2 separate regions of the Homo sapiens genome follow, and region 1 is linked to region 2. A link is a loop called in an ENCODE intact Hi-C map of the cell type or tissue named here. Cell type or tissue: Calu3. All regions are shown on one strand. Each heading gives the region's core, and the rest is flanking DNA. Links, peaks and the distances in the headings are about the cores only. Region 1 overlaps LINC01122 (long intergenic non-protein coding RNA 1122). Region 2 overlaps LINC01122 (long intergenic non-protein coding RNA 1122).

Region 1 (8,345 bases), core at 20-8,019, 110 kb after region 2:
TCTCATTTTAAAAACAACAACAACAACAACAAACTTTTAAACAAGAAAAAAATAGAAGTCAAGTTGAGTTATCTACATTAAAAAAAACTCCAGGTGATAACATTTTAGGTATCTAAATAAGCGTTAATTTGAAAGAAATGCTTATAACTCCATATAATTTTTTTTAAGTTTCACAAAGATTTCTAGACCTGTTTTTTTAAAAATCTACTTGAGAGAGAGAGAGAGAGACTACAAATAGAAGCATGACCTGAAAATAGCACCCACAATAAACTGCATTAGGAAAAATTTAATTAATGGGGTAAACATCCTATGCCAGTTGCATGTTTTTAATACGTGGGGATGTCCCAAACCAGCAACAATGCTACAAGACTGGAAAAGCATATTGTCTTTTCAGTATATAATAAGAGGCAGCCGAATGTAAAGAAATACCTATCCATATGTGAATATAAATAAGAAACCTAATGTAGATGAACAAATTGCTCTTCAGGATGAAGCACAGTGATGGAAGCATTGCTCTGAGAATCCAGGATTATCGAATCTTTATTATTCTTTTTTTTTTAAAAATGCAAGAATGAACAAATTGGCAAGGCTTTTGTTCCAAGATTACTTTCTTATGTATTTCTTTCACCACTTCCTGCTCCACCACCCAAAAGCTCACCTTTAAGTATCGCCTTTTAGCCAGTGATAAGCAAAGTTTCCTGGGCTGCTTTCACAACAACTGCCTGGAAAAGTGCACAATGGAAACAACCACAGCCACCATGAAAATGAATCTCACCTTTGAAACTTCCTTCCCCCAAACAAGTACAGTTATAAGTCACAGGAAATGGGGAACCCATATGCCTGTATTGAAATTTAGATAACTGTAATTATTTGAAATTTGAAATACTGAGCACAAAAATAATTAAATTTGGAAAGGCTCCTAGAACATCATCTAAGCTCCGAACATTACTTCAAAGAGAGCGTCCTTCCCACCCACCTCTATCCAAAACAAAGTTACTTCTTTAACTTCTTTCTCTGGTCTGGAAATCAACATGCCTACATCCTCTTATATTTGAATTTATTTTCTCTGCCAAAACTCAGCATCAGTGCCTTTAGGCGCACATAGGAAATGAAGTGGGTTGAATCTGCTATCTTTAGCTATCCTTCTATGCATGACTAAAAGCTGAACAGAGTTAACTGACCTCATATGTATATGAACTAATTGTATGACAAACCTGTTTTCTCCTTTATATATTAAAAAAAATTGTGTGTGTGTGAGCTTTCTAATCTTGAAATATATACATAAGGATTTTTAAAAATATACTTCATTGCAACAGGTCATTCCATTAATGGAAGCTTATTATATATTATTTCTAGAACAGTTGAGTATAGTTTAGAATTTGTCAAGTTTATTTTCTCTACCTCATTATCGAAGAAATAAAAAATATCAATGAATCCTGAGCCTATTCTGTCAAAATTGGATGGATACTATATGTAATTTAAATTGCAATAAAATTTATGTTTATCTTTCCAGTCTAGATCTAAAAATCTTGGTCTGATTTCCTCTGTAAAGAAAGTAGAAATGGTCAACTCTAATGGAATCAGATATGACTTGAAAGAAACCCAACATTCAAAAAATTTTTTAACTCAGCCAGAAAATGTCAAGATAATTAGTCCCAATCACATAAAGGAGTCATCATTTTACAAAAGTATCCAATGCTCTTTTTTAGCATAAATAATGTTCTAAAATTAACACAACCAAATTTGTTTAAAGTCACCTATAATCTAAATCCCTACAAAATAGCCTATGTAATCCAAAATGCCTCCCAGTTGCTACATATAAACATACTCACATTTTACATCTTGTATGTAAAATTTTGAGTAAAATTTTATATACATAGTATGTACATTATACTTTTCCACTTAAAACTATAGATCAGACATTCTTCTTGCTCATCATAATTGAATGGCCTTTTAAAAGTCTAGCTTTTTTTAAGTCTAGCTTTTAAATAAATGAATAAGTTTTCAATCGGAAGCAGTATCATCATTTTGTTTTTAAACAGGAAGCTTTCATCCTCTGATACCAAATAAAGAATTCAAGGCCAGAAGGACCATTTTTGAAAGCTTAATATTCTTGGTATTTATGTTAGTACCTGTGATTGATCATGCTTCCCACTTAACAATGATCTGAGGGTCCTAGCTGGGAAGCCAAAACTTATTTTGTTCATACCCTCGAACCGTAAGACAACTTAACCAATCAAGATCACTGGAAAGTATAGAGGTTGCTGTTATAAGCCTGTCCATATCCGAGGCACAGAGCTTCTCTCCACGAAAGGCTTCTCCAACAAAAGAATTATTTGCAAATTCCAAACTCTACTCTTTGGAGCTATTCTCCAGAATGCTGAAGCAGTACAACAGCCAGGACCATTTGTGGGCAGGTTTTGTAGCCAAATGAAAAATACATAGAAAACATCTCACAAAAATGGATCAAATCAATAAAGCAAATAAACACTTCTCTTCAGCACTCAGCAGGTACAGACTTATTTTCCCACCCTTCTAAAGTAAATCAGCAATCTATCTTGAAAAATAAAAAGAATATTTCACCACAAATTGACTGCATTTAATAAAATACAAGCTCTCCTGCCCAGACAGAGAAAATTTGAAATCAATAGTCAAATTCCCCATCTTCTCTAAGTGAGAGAAACTAACATATAACTTCACTGTTGCTCCATGAAATTATCCCATGGTTCTTCATGTTGCAGCAAGAACCCTGCCAATTCTTCACTTTTCAGGTAAAGAGGAAAGACAATGCACAGTAAATAAATAAACAAATGACTGTCTCCTTTGGCAAACAGTTAAAAAAGAAAATAATAGTTTCCCTGTTAGGAATAGATTCAGGACACCAATACTTGAAATGTATTGTTAGAAAGTGTACTATCAATTTTTTTTTAATTAACAGATTCCTCTCAAATGGATTTTTGTAACAATTTCTCTAAAAGTAACATGATGCAGGGCTGAATTAGCTAAAGAAAAAAAAATATTTTAAAGAAAGAACCTTAATATGGTGCTTCAACCACCATGGTGGAATACTTTCAAACTGGCACCAAGATGGACACTTGGGCAGACACAAACTGTGGGCGATGTTTTATGATTCCAACCACCATGGTGATGCCTCTGCCAAGCAAGCTTGGGAAGAATGCTCCTGAAGGGCCACAGTTCTGTGGCCTCTGTTGCTGGAAATTTGCATGTGTAGAAAGGTCCCAGGGCAAAATTTGTGGCACTTCGGTGCCCCCTTGTGACCAATTTGGCACCAGCATGAACTACACCAGCCCTTGTAGAAAGTGAGAGCAGGAATTTCTTAAATCCCACAAGAATGCAGGGTGGGGCGGAGAATTATAATGTTCTATCTCTGTGTATGTGAGAAAGTCTGATGCCGGTGCAATGAGAGATTTCTACACCACTGCTTTCTCACAACAATTCGATGCCCTCCACCTGAACCCCATGGCTGGATTTCATCTGAAGATAAACCAGAATGAACAGTCTTGCAGCCCTGGCTCTCAGACCCCCATCAACAAGGGGAATCATTTTAGATTGAAAAATGTTATGTTCTTATTATCTAAATTTAAGAAAATTGGAGATAGCATTTAAAGTCTTTTTGATAGAGTCTTTTGCTTGGCCTCAAATCTCTCTCAAATTTTGAGCCCTGCCAGATTATTTTATACATTTTTATGACACTATTTCATTTCCCCCATCATTATTTTTTTCTACATGCAAAATGACTTTTTTGGAAAATTGTGTCACCAATGGATGCAAGAATGTAACTACATTTATCAGCTCCATTCCCTTTCACCTACACAACACCTCAAAGCATTAAAAACCAATTCTACATGTAATAAAGCTTGTAAATATTTCAGATTCAATGTTGGGTTGAGGACGAAGGACAGTTTCCCCCACAAATACAAATTTGCTTCTGATGTTTATCTCTGCAGATGGTTTGACTGCAGATCCAGAATTGGATTGCCGTTCTGTCTGCAAAAATTACCTGGGAACCATCTACTCCTTCTCAACACATTTATTCACACAGCTCCAAAGACATTCCAGTGTGGGGGTTACATGCTTTCTTTGAAGGAAAGGACTGCTGGAGGTTTCAAACTTCACATTGTATCCAAGGGCTGAAGGATGAGGGAGCCAGTGATAAACCAGAGAAATGAAAGGCAGAGAAAGTAAAGCAGTGTGAGGGAAAGCACATGAATGAAAAAGAATGAGAAGAAAGTGCTTGATCTTGCATTTCTAACAAGTTCTCAGATAATGTTGATACTGCTGGCTTAATCAGTCCCCATATCCTGGGGAAAATGTCCTTTGTATCTCAAGTGGGAATAGAGTACAATTGTGACTCCTTTCTTGCTCTTGTTTTGAAAATCATTAGAAATATCTTTGGGAATCACAACACTGCACTCATGGTTTTCTTTACGCTTTTGGTAGCACAGTGGGTCTCATGGATGATGGATGTTCTGCTGTTCATCTTCAAAGACAGGTAAAGCCCTGGTTGTACTATCACCACTGCTGCTCAGTGAAACTCTCTTGTGAAGTCTCTGTGCATTTTCAGTAGGATGAAGGGGGAAACCCCTGAGTGGCTCTTCAGGATCATAAACTACTGTTGAATACTACTTTCATTGAATATTTTCATTAAAAAAAAAAGGGCTATGAATTAAGGAAAGAGAAATGATTTTTGCTTCTGCTAGTTGAATCTCAGCCTCCACCATACTTTGCAACAAACAAATTGTTTAATTTCCGTCTTAACCCTCTGTCAATATTGCCTTTATTTGGCAAGCCTTTGGTGAGAATGACTTGTACTTCCATGCCCCATGCTCCCTGATGCTAATGGTATTTACTTAAAAAAAAATCCACTTTATGAAGGGTCATGAGTCTCTAGGGGAATGATAACTGCCACAGATAGGGATTGAATCTGTTACCTTGACCTCTCTCACAGTACTTTTTAACCTAGGGCTTTGTCTTGACAAAGTGCTGTGCCTGGAATACTCACAAAGTAAGGTTACAAGTAATGTGTTGCTGCTACTAGTAAAGTACGAAAGTTTGTGAGAGATTTATATTCACATCCATACACTACATCCAGACATGAGAAGAACTTCAATGTCATCTATGGAGTAAAAACACTGCAAATTGTTTTCCTAGTTTTTGCTCTGGGAGATGTGAGAGAGAGGTCTAGAGTTCCAGTTGGTTCCCTTGCTCACCCAGGGCCTAGGACTCAATGCTTGACCCCTTGCTCTAGCAGATACTCTCAGGGACAGCCACCATGCATAATATTTGCCAGAAGAGTTAAACCACCTCTTCCTATTGAACGTGTCTTCAGCACAGAGTTGACTTGGGAACGAGACAGTGAGTCCCAGTGACCTAGAGCCCAGAAGGAAAAGATAAGAAATGTTCTCAGTATCGAGGCTTCTCTATTCTAAGTTGGAGAAACTGACAAAGGTATCATCCACAGTTTGCTTAGAAATATCTTCTACCAGACAGTCTCATAACCTGGTCCTTTACTTCACTCAGGTGTGCTCAAAAGCTTCCTCTTTAGAAAGCCCTTTTCTGATCACCCTGTCCAAAAGAGCAATCCTAACTCAGACATTCTTGATCCTATATACTGCTATATTGTTCTCTGTGGCACTTATTTCTATTGACATTACACTTGATTATTGGCTATCCTTGTCCACAGTTGTATCTCTAATGCACAGAAGAGTGCCTGCACAGTAAGTGCTCAGTAAATATTTATGAAAGGGCCAACTCAATGAACTTTGGGTACATCCAAGTAAGTACAGATGCTTCTTGACTTACAATGGTGTTATGTCCCAATAAACCCATCATAAGTTGAAAATGAATTTAACACACTGATATGGTTTGGATGTTTGTCCTCTTCCAATCTCACATTGAAATGTGACTTCCAGTGTTGGAGGTGGGGCCTGGTAGGAGGTATTGGGTCATCAGGGTGAATCTCTCATAAATGGCTTAGTGCCATCCCTTGGTGATGACTGAATTCTCACTCAGTCAGTTTACACAAGTTCTAGTTGTTTAAAAGAGTGTAACACTTCTTCCCTTTCTCTTTTGCTCCTGCTCTTGCCATGTGATGGTCTGGCTTCTACTTCACCTTCTGTCATGACTGTAAGCTTCCTGAGGCCATCATCAGAAGCAGATGCCAGCACCACACTTCTTGCACAGCCTGCAGAACTGTGAGCCAATTAAACCTTTTGTCTTTATAAATTACCCAGCTTCAGGTTTTTATGACAATGAACTAATGAACTAATACAATATGTAACCTACCAAACATCAATAGCCATGCTCGGAACATGTACATTAGCCTCCAGTTGGGCAAAATCATCTAAGACAAAGCATATTTTTATAATAAATCATTGAATATCTCATGTAATTTATTGAATACTGTACCAAAAGTAAAAAACAGAATCATCGTACGAGTATTCATCATTAATGTATACAGCTGAAGGCACAGTAGGCCTGAAGAATGTTGAAGCACTGAACTAAAATTAATTGCTGGATGATGAGGATGCTACAGATAGTCATGAGTTTATCTTAGTTTAGGAAAAGATCAAAATTCAAAGTACAGTTTCTACTGGATGTGTACCACTTTTACACCACTGTAAAGTTAAAAAAAATAGTAGGTTGAACCATTGTAAGTTGGGGACCATATGTATTTCCCATATGTAAACATTTCCTTAAAAAAAAAAAAAAAACTGAAGAACCTCTGCTCCCATCAACTATCTTCTGCTTCTCCAATTTGGGAATGACATGCCTGAGAGTACCCACATCAGAAAATACTCACAGTCCCCAGGTTAACACAGCACATGGCTCTCAAACTTTATTATACAACACAGTCACCTAGAGAGCTTGTTAAGAACCAGTGGAGCTTGATAGCTAAGCTCTACCCTTAGAGTTTCTGATTCTGTAAGTGGATGTCTGAGAATCTGCATTTCCAGCAAGTTCCCAGATGATGTTGATACTGCTGGTTTAAGGATCACACTAAACATCACTTTTTCTCTAAAATGCTGCAGTCATGGCAGCAGGTGATGGTTGTTAAATACTTTAAGAAATTAAAACACAGACATATTATGGAGTACAATGTACATTTCTCTGCATTTTTAAAAAGAAATGGTTTTCTTGCTGAGGGTTGATTTGGCATGAACGAAGTAAGAGTTTAACTCTTCCACGTGACTAAGGGCACTGGAGTACAGCTGGTTGAAGAGAACTGATCTAAGCCATGTTAGACTCAAGACAAAAGTTTCATGAATGCCCCAAGTTCTTCAATGCAGTGAGTCTCTCAAGAGGTGATGCAGAAGGAAATATCGAGGCCTGGTCTGTGGGTAGGTAGGGTGGGGAGCCCCTCCATTAGGCTAACGACAATTTCAGAGTGACCACAGGAAGCAAAGTTTAGCCTGGCAGTTAGTGGCGGGCAGCCAGGGGGCTCAGGGTTGCCAGAGCTCACCACACAGAGCGAGGCTGTAATGTCATGCTATCAGTTATCTGGGTCAGCCATCTGCGAGGCCTGTTGCTTTTCAATGGTGCTCTCGAGCCTTCAGTTTCATCTTTCTCTTTCACCCAGAAAAGAAAAGAATTGAAGGTAATTTAATGCCTTATAAAAAGGCACATCCTGTAATGTTTGCATCTTCCTTGTCCACATCATATTGCATGACTATTCTGTGGGATCCTTACCAAAAGTGACACGGGGCGAACTACCACTAGAATCCAAAGCAGAGAGTCATCTTCTGGTTGCAGACTGTCAAGGAAATGAAATCCAACCTTTAACCATCATCGTTCTCACTGAATGCATTGACCAAGTGTACTGTGCGTGATGGGCACACAGACTGGAAAAAAGCAGCAGTTTAGAAAAAGAAAAAGACAATTTCAGTGCTTTTGGTGTATGTTGCTTCCTTATCAAATGAATAAAGCTAATTCACTATTTACACATGAAACAAAATCTTGGTTCTGTGTATTCATATAAATATTTCAAAGGCCAGAGATCTTTTTCTTTACCATTTAGGTCTTCTTAAGAGTCAATCCAGCAAATAATGCTCTAGGGCAATTTGATACTTAAAATGATGAGACCTTTCCCTGGTGAGTCTCCCTGGGCTAGTTTTTCACAGCTGTGGTAACCTACACTCCACTTCCATTTCCCTAACAGACTTTCTGATCTCTTTCCCAAAATAAAAGCCACACATGTCACTCATGAAGAAAGACACCCACCTGTCCCTATCTTACACACTAAAAGTGCTTCTCAGTAAGATTTATTTGTGGTTTGTTTAGATTTGAACCTGTTGCCACACACATGCTATTTTCTAACCAAAATC
Region 2 (8,345 bases), core at 68-8,067:
AACTTAGATGGTACACCATTCCATAGCATGGTGTACAAAACACCAATATAGCTTATGATGGCTAGTGTTTGGGTATGTAATTACCCAACAGCTATGGTTGAAAATGTGCTTCTTGTTTTGGGGAAAAGGGTGGTTTGTGTACAGCATAAAAACATAAAGCTATCCTCTCACACCTTGGGAGCTTCAGGGCTGCAGGGCTCTGGCTCTAGGGTCATTTGGTGTAATTTGTGTGTTTCACAAGAATTATAATAATATCTTCCATAACCCAGGAAGTTTTCTCCTAAATTGTGCCATCAATTTTCAATTCACTTAGATCCCTATAATTTTATGACTAGAGGGGGCTTTAGAATTGACTTAATCAAATTATGTCATTTTACAGAAGAGAAAGGTAAGGCCCTGAAATGTTAAGTGAGTTGTCATATCACAAAACTACTTGGTATGTAAGTCGGGATGAGTTTCCCAATCCTTTGACTTCTAGTCTAGTATTTCCAACACTATACCATACTTCAGCATCATGCTGTGTCATTACTCTTCCATGCTCCTAGGAATAATATGGATCTCTCTACTAAAAATAAGTACTTCTTTTCAAATCTCAGCCTACTAAAGTGAGAGTGATCTCTGATGACACACTGGAAAACAAGAATTCCCTACGAGGAAAAATAATGAGAAGATAGATTGCCACTGATAAAAAATCAAACTGGGACTGTCTGAGTTGTATGAAATATCATAATCACATTATTAATTGGTGCCAGAAACAATTCTGTATTATGAAGAAAACATTAATATGATTTAAAAATATCAGCCCATGGACCACCTGGAGAATATCTGTCAATGATAAATGTCCCCACACAGTAAGTAGGAATCTCTGCTCCATAGGCAGTGATGTGGCTGCCTAGTTCCTCTATGTGGACTCACCCAAATAATCACCTCCACCATCATCAACACCCAATTTGTTGTGTTTTCTATGCAAAGGGTCAACTAAGTGCCAGGAAGTGACAATCTTCATTTATATCCCAGCTGTAAAGGTGATAGAAAATGGAGTCCACCTACTTGCCTGCCAGAAAGACAGCAGTACAACTTCACACTAGAAGATTATGCCACAGCTCTCTAAGGAAACTCATCCCATAGTCTTCTAATCATGTCACTGATGTCTCTAACCCATGGGTTACATTTGGTTTTCATCTTTCTTGTCAACTTCAGTTAGTCTTTTAAGGTACCATGGGGACATTTTCTAAATCCTTAACAGTGTAACTCTGTCACTATTGGGGAATCACGCAATCAAGCAAAACAATTGGGCTCTGTACCCCCTTTTTCTTCTTTTTTGCCTTTGCCATATAGTTCAAGACAATGAAAAGAGCAATTAACTGCACATTCAGAGACTTGGGTTTCAGTCCTGACACATTAACTACACAGCTTGGGAGAGTCACTTGATCTTTCTGGACCTCATCTCTTCATCTGCAAAATGGAAGCATTGAAGGAGATACACTTACAGGTTTCTTGAATCTTTAATATTCTGGGAACTTCCTACAGCACAGGCCTATCACCAGACACAGGATATCTGAGATTATGAAGTTGCTGGCAGACAAAGTTTAAAATTCTCTTAAATTATAGTGTCTAACAAATCCTGAGCTACCAATAAATAATCAACTGTCAAGTGAAAGCATCCCAGCAGTATTTATTGCCCTGCAAGTTGATATGAAATACTAATGTCAAGTACTAGTAATGGTACTTGAATTACTGTATGTATTCAGGTAATTACTGTATGTAATTTGCAAATATGCAACAGCATGTACATTGTAATGATAAGGATAACAATACAGTTGATAACAACTTAGGCTTGCATAAGATTATTTTACTTAGGGTTTCGAAGTGTTTCATAAACATTGGCTCATCTATTTTCTGAATACCAAAAATGCAAGTTACAGCTGGGAACAGAGACAAGGAGGGAGCAAAAGTGTATATCTATCTACACTTTGGAGATGGGTAATCCAGGCCCTGGCAAAAGTACTGATTTCCCCTGGGTGACACAAAGCCAGGGACAGGCCTGGGAACATAGGCCCAGTTTCTGGGTACGTAGCCTGCTGCTCAAAACACAGTCTACCCCAGCTCTCCAATTTACAGTACAAAGTTTATGACATGGCATTACCCAGGCACTTTCAGGTGTCAATTTCCTTTACAATTTTATAAAATATCATTTGGAAGGAGGAAGAAATTTATGCTTGTGCACTAAGAGCTCTCCTGTCTGCCCACTCTCTTGGGACAAGAGTTTGTTTCACTGAACAGAGTTGCAAATACAAGGCACACAGTGCTGCAAAAGCCATGGGGTTTGTTTTTAATTTAAAGAATGGCTCTGATTTGGCTACACGTTTTAAGCAGGCACTGTATAATACAAATCCACTGAATTCACTCAGATGGGAACAAGTTATGCCATCCTAACACTGTCTAGAATCCAGATGTATAGTTACTGTTTTCTTTTGCTTACCTTTTTTTTTTCTCTTGCTGCACGAAATTAGTTCCTTGGATACCAAGATTCTAGAGGCTCATTGTCTTGCAAAATATTCAGGTGCCTCACAACAATCTAAAATAATAAACCTCCAGTGTTACAGCAAAACACAGATGAAAATGTGAAATAATATATGTGTGTGTGTGTGTGTGTGTGTGTATGTGTATATATATATATGCATGTATACATAAAATGAAATATAGACATGGTATGAGAAAGTGAATTACAAACACAAATAAAGAGAAACCAGGTAGGGAGACAGCAAGATAGCTTCTCTTCCCATCATGTGAACTAAGAAATAGAATGGATGCTCATTAAAGTAGTTTACCGGGACTCCAATTTGTTCTGTGATTAAGAGGTATCGGTTAGAGGAGATTGGTGAGGGAGATCAATATTCTTGTCTTCATTCTTAATTCTTCTTTAATGTCTGTCTCCACAGGGCAGCTGAATCAGAGATGTAGAGTAAATCTTTATCCACCAGGGGGCTGCACTTCAGGGGGAAAAAAAAAAAAGGTCTGGTCTACCTCAGCTAGATAAATCAAGTTGATACCTAGCTTTCTTTGTCCTTAAACTCCCAACTTCTGTTCAAGTGTTGCCATGTTTCTGACTAGTAGATGTGATAAGGATGAGGCATGGAGAATAGTATTGGCTGGAGTCACGAAGAAAGTCATTCCTGGATCTTAAAGTAATATGATGGTGTGCTGTACCTAACTGCGTCTTTCACACCAAAGTACCTCAGCAATGGTATTCTTTCACATCCTCATCTTTCTCTACAACTCAAGCTGAGGGGAATTCTTACCTTTAAAACTCAGTGGTGCCATCATCTGAGGCCCACAGTGACAGAATCTGTCTTCTTCTCTCTGAGTCTCCCAGGTTCAACCTCTCTGGCAGTGGTTCCTAACTAGGGGTTATTTTACTTTCCAGGATACATATGCAATGTCAGGGAATGCTCAATTGTCACAAGTAAGGGGAGGGGTACTACTACTACTACTACCTAGTGGGTAGAGCCAAGGAATGCTGCTAAACATCTTACAATATATAGGACAGCCCCTATCAACAAAGAATTACCCATTCCAAAATGTGAGTAGTGCTGAGACTGAGAAACCCTGCCCTAAAGTGATGGGGACACCTTGATGCTTCAACCCAAATGGCTGGTGGGTGACACACCTCACTGAACTCTGGATCTTTGACCTGGAATTACTCTAATAATCTGAAATGTAATGCTTTCTCCTGCTTCACAACATGTATGTTACATTGAGCTAAACATAGAGGCAATCTTGCTGTCACATGCTCTAAAAAAGGAATCAGAGGTACATTACTCAGGGCACTGCCAATGGGCTAGGAGGTAGAAAAGAGTTTATTTTTCAATTTTTTGTTGTAAGCCTCTGTGCCTATAAATTTTTAAGCTATTTGTACGTTGCAGGCTGCTATGTGTTCATCAAAACCTGTTCCCTTTACTTCCTGGACACACAGACTACATTTCCCAGCCTCCTTTGAAGGTGGATGGCCATGTGACTGAGTATTAGCCAATGGAATGTGAGAGAAAGTGATAACAGCGTCTCTGTGCATAGCCCATAAAAATGTATCACATGATCTTTTACCCTCTCTCTTTCCCTGATCCCTGATCAAATACCAAGTCTCCAGCAAAAAGAATCAAAGGCCAGAAGGGATGATGGATCCATCAGATGCAAAGAACCTGGGTCCTTGAAGAACTATTTTGAAGACCACTTGTTGTTAACTAACAACATCTACACTGGACTTTATGTGAATAAGAAAATAAGCCAATGAGAGTTTGGGGTTGTTACAGCATCTAGCATTAATTACCCCAAATTATTATAATATGCATGAATTACTTTAATTTTACAAGTTATAATTCAAATATAAATCATTTAGTTGGTTTAAAATTTCTTGTGGAAAGCATGTTGCTGTCTGGTTTCTGTTCCAGACTTACTGTAATGCCACTGAAATTTCTTTTGCAAATGTAAACTGACCCATATTACTTTCAACCTTGAAGCACTTCACTGGCCACGCATTACTCTTAGTATAAGATTTTTAAATTTATCATGATTCACATGGCCCTTCACAATTGCAAGAGATCCCAAGGATTGAGGAATAAACTCAGAGGTGTGTGCTGTTGAAGAGAAAACCTTCACCTCCCACTACAGAAAGGAAAGGACCCAGTTATCCCTTTTAATACTGCATGTAGCTAGAGTGTAGACTCAAACAATCTAACATCCTTACTTGAGATTTTAAACCTTAAGGAAATAAAGCAAAACAAAGAGAAAATTGAGAAACTATTCAGGGTGACAGCCATGAGAATGAAGCTGCAAGGGCACCAAATTTCCAGGACAGCAGTGGCAGTGACAGGTACAACCTAGACTGTTCTGCAGCGCTACCTTGGCTATGTGGCCCTGCTACCAAGCTTCCTTTAGAGCTTGCCTATTTATGAATTTGAATTTGGTTATTAAGATTCCCATTGGTGCTGTGAGAATTTATAAATTCCATTTCTGCTCTAGTTAACCAATTTTAGAGTCTATTGCTTGCAAGCAAAACCTTTGAGTAATAGAATATCTTCCCCTCACCCTCAGGATTGCAAGCTCCAAGGGGGCAGAAAGTCTACTTTGTTCAACATTGTATCTCCATCTTCTTCCTGCTACACAGTGCCTGGTACACAGTAGAAGGTGATTAGATATTTTTAAATAAATGCATGAATGAAAATACAGGCAGGCAATCAGGTAAATGCACACATCAGCATCAGCCCCCAAAGGGTGTACTATTCCACCATTCTAAAATCAAGAGTTAATAAGGTAGGAGGTCAGAAAATTAGGGAAGGTAGGGCTGAAGTGGAAGGGAAATGGCACCTAGGTGATGAGAGTAAGGGACTGTGGGGATGCTTTGCTGGTTAAGGGTTGTATGCAAGGAAAGCCAACTCCAACTCTCTTGCCTCTTGCTGGATACTGGAAACAGTGCAATAACTACAGTTTTCATGTAACTCCTAGCAAGTATATCTCTTTCCCAAGTTCTCCAGCAAGTGACTGCTTCCCAAACATGTGGAGCTTGGTACTGAGGAGTCAGAAAACATGGGTTCCCTCTTGAAAGGTGATCTCCCTTTTCCAACCCTTAGTATCCTGGCTCCACCTGCTTCAGCTACTTGGCAGTTTGGCTTTTAGAATTGTATTAGTCCATTTTTACACTGCTGATAAAGTCATACCTGAGACTGGGAAGGAAAACAGGTTTAATGGACTCACAGTTCCATGTGGCTAGGGAGGCCCCACGATCATGGCGGAAGGCAAAAGGTACTTCTCACATAGCAGTGGCAAGAGAGAATGAGAGAGAAGCGAAAGCGGAACCCCCTTTACAAAACCATCAGATCTCGTGAGATTTATTCACTACCACAAGAACAGTATGGGGAAAACCACACCCATGATTCGATTATCTCCCACTGGGTCCCTCCCACAGCACATGGGAATCATGGAAGTAGAATTCAAGATGAGATTTTGGTGGGGACCCAGTGCCAAACCATATCAAGAATTCAACAAAATAATGCATTTCATAATGCTTTATAAATTGATAAAGCATTATACAAATGTATAGCAAGATCTTTAAGTGCACAGTTCACCTTAGGAATGGCAACAAAAATCTCAAAAGAGCACCTCAATTACTCAAGAAAGCAGAATTTCTACAACGTGGGCGGCAAATCCAGTTTACACTGGAATGATACTTTTTCTTCCACAGGTAGAAATCACCCATTCTTGTTAGCGTGGCTATTCAAGAGTGGAAATAAGTTGTTTTATGGAGGTATCACTAAGGGAATGAGGGCTGGTTCAGAATCAATTAAGAAAGGAATGCAAATGAGATTTAGATAGTGGAAATTTTTATGGAAATCCCAGAGAAGCTTTGCATAGAGTGGGTGCACTGTGATATCATGGAGTCAACCTGAGACCTTCTGGAGAACTTCATTCCTGTTCACGTTACTCATTCAGGAAGATGGCCCCTGAATTTTCTCATGAGGCATAATAACGACTGCAGACAGAAGCTATTTCTGATTAGAGCTTCTCATAGAAGACAACAGGGACATTAGCCAGCATAGCAAATCCTTGTGATGCCTGCCACAGAAAGGTAGAGGAAGCACCAGGTTTGCCGCCCTTGGGGATAGAGCAAGAGGCCAGCAAATATGTTGCAATTTCAGTCTCTGGGAGGGTTTTAAGGCCACCATTGCATATGCAAGCACATGAACCCTCCAACTGTGGCTTATGACTAAAGCTCATTTGTAGAGTTTGCTAAAGTCTATCATTGAATATGAACCTAAATTTTGACTCTTTTCAAAACGCATAAGCCCCAGGGAGAACAAATATTTTATACAGGGTGATACGAATGAAAATGCACAGGAGGATGACTAGGGAAATCTGAGTTCTAATTCAGACTCAGCCACCAAATTAACTTGTTTAAGTACCATAACCACTATAGGGGCAAAGAGGTAATACCTTTTCCTTACGCACCACAGCAGTCACGGCCAGCACTCCTATAACAAAAGATGTGTCAGCAAGAGAGAAGCATAACAAATTTATTTATCAATGTTTTATGTGAAACCAGGAGCCTTCAGAAATGCAGACGAAAAGACTCAGGGAAAACTGCATGTTTTATGTTAAGTTTGGGGGAAAACACAGATAGTTGTAGAAAACATAATTGGTTAAAAGTGTATAGTCTAATGGTAATAGACTAAGGCAGGGAAACCCAGCAAGGCCTGTCTGCTCAGATTCTTCCTGGCTCCTCTGTGGTAGTACTCCTTCCCTCCAGGTACAGGGCAGGATAACTGTCGCATGAGGGTCTGATGATCAATTTTCAGAGGAGGTAGGTCAGAGAGTGATCTTTCTAGGTTTTATGGTTTGCTCTAGGGGAGTAAGAGGAGTGGGAGACAGAAGAGCAGGAGAAGGTCAGAGAGACCTTCTTGCTTCAGAGGCTTTCCTGTCTCCTTCAGCTCAAAAATACTCAGCATGTCAAGGTATCATATTTTGGGGTATCATGTTCTGAGCCCTGATCCCACCCTGGAAGTTATTTTCCTCATCTGTAGGATGAGTGTGTTTAAATAGAAGTGGTAGATTTCAAAGACATTCTAGCAGTAGATTTCTTTCCTTAAGTCAACCTTTAATTCATGTTCAATATATAAAAACACATAAGAATGGAAGCACTGCTCTGCTTGGTGCAGAGGGTAGGGACTGGGTAAAAGGCTCTTTGTAGAACAAGTGTGGAAAACATTAACCAAGCTAAGCTATTCACAGAGCTCCATGAACCTTTGTTATTTATGGAGTGAAAAGGGTCTAAAAGTCAATGAGAGGATGGAGTAGGAGGAAAGTAAGAGAGGACAAAGAGCGAGCTGGGGAAGATATGTTTTGACTCATTCACAACTGGGCCTAATGTTGGTCTGGCTGCCACTTAAGCAAATGGTGCTCTGGAATCCTGGGTATTGATGCACAATAAATGGCAGCCTATCGGCAAGGATATAGTAAGTGAGGGTCCTTTTAACCAGGTATGGCTATGGCTGGTCAGGCAATCTCATAAGAGATATGCATGAAGTTGTCAGACTTGTAAATATCTGTGGATAATGCAGTTCCCACTTCAGCCCAACCTTCTGAACTTGCAGCAGGTGCCCACTGGTTGCAAATCAGTGGCTGGGCTAGCTGAGAGTCAATCTCTCACACCCTCTGGTTTACAGGTAAAACAGGGGGTCAGGGCAAGACAGGGGGAACTGAGTTGGATGCAGACAGCCAGAGAGCAGCCTCTTGCCATGATTCCCACATAACTCCTTCATGGCAGCCTCTCTCTCTCAAAAAGATGGACATAT

The links. Peaks named below come from ENCODE experiments on the same cell type or tissue, not always from the same donor. Only the 100,000 strongest peaks of a DNase experiment are listed, where the experiment ranks them.
Region 1: it touches region 2 in a loop (2.1-fold over the local background); 6 of 110 quality-filtered maps call a loop at or near these places.

What each region holds. Positions count from the first base shown.
Region 1 is chr2:58,757,314-58,765,658 of GRCh38, reverse strand. The region is part of intron 2 of LINC01122 (long intergenic non-protein coding RNA 1122); the gene reads right to left. Among named protein-coding and RNA genes, the nearest start is that of LINC01122, 240 kb to the right of the region's middle. In Calu3, for the core only: a CTCF peak has its summit at 3,242 (motif pointing left); a DNase peak (open chromatin) is centred at 3,278.
Region 2 is chr2:58,866,588-58,874,932 of GRCh38, reverse strand. All of the region lies in intron 3 of LINC01122 (long intergenic non-protein coding RNA 1122), which reads right to left. Among named protein-coding and RNA genes, the nearest start is that of LINC01793, 350 kb to the left of the region's middle. In Calu3, for the core only: no CTCF peak of the experiment used is centred there; a DNase peak (open chromatin) is centred at 4,012.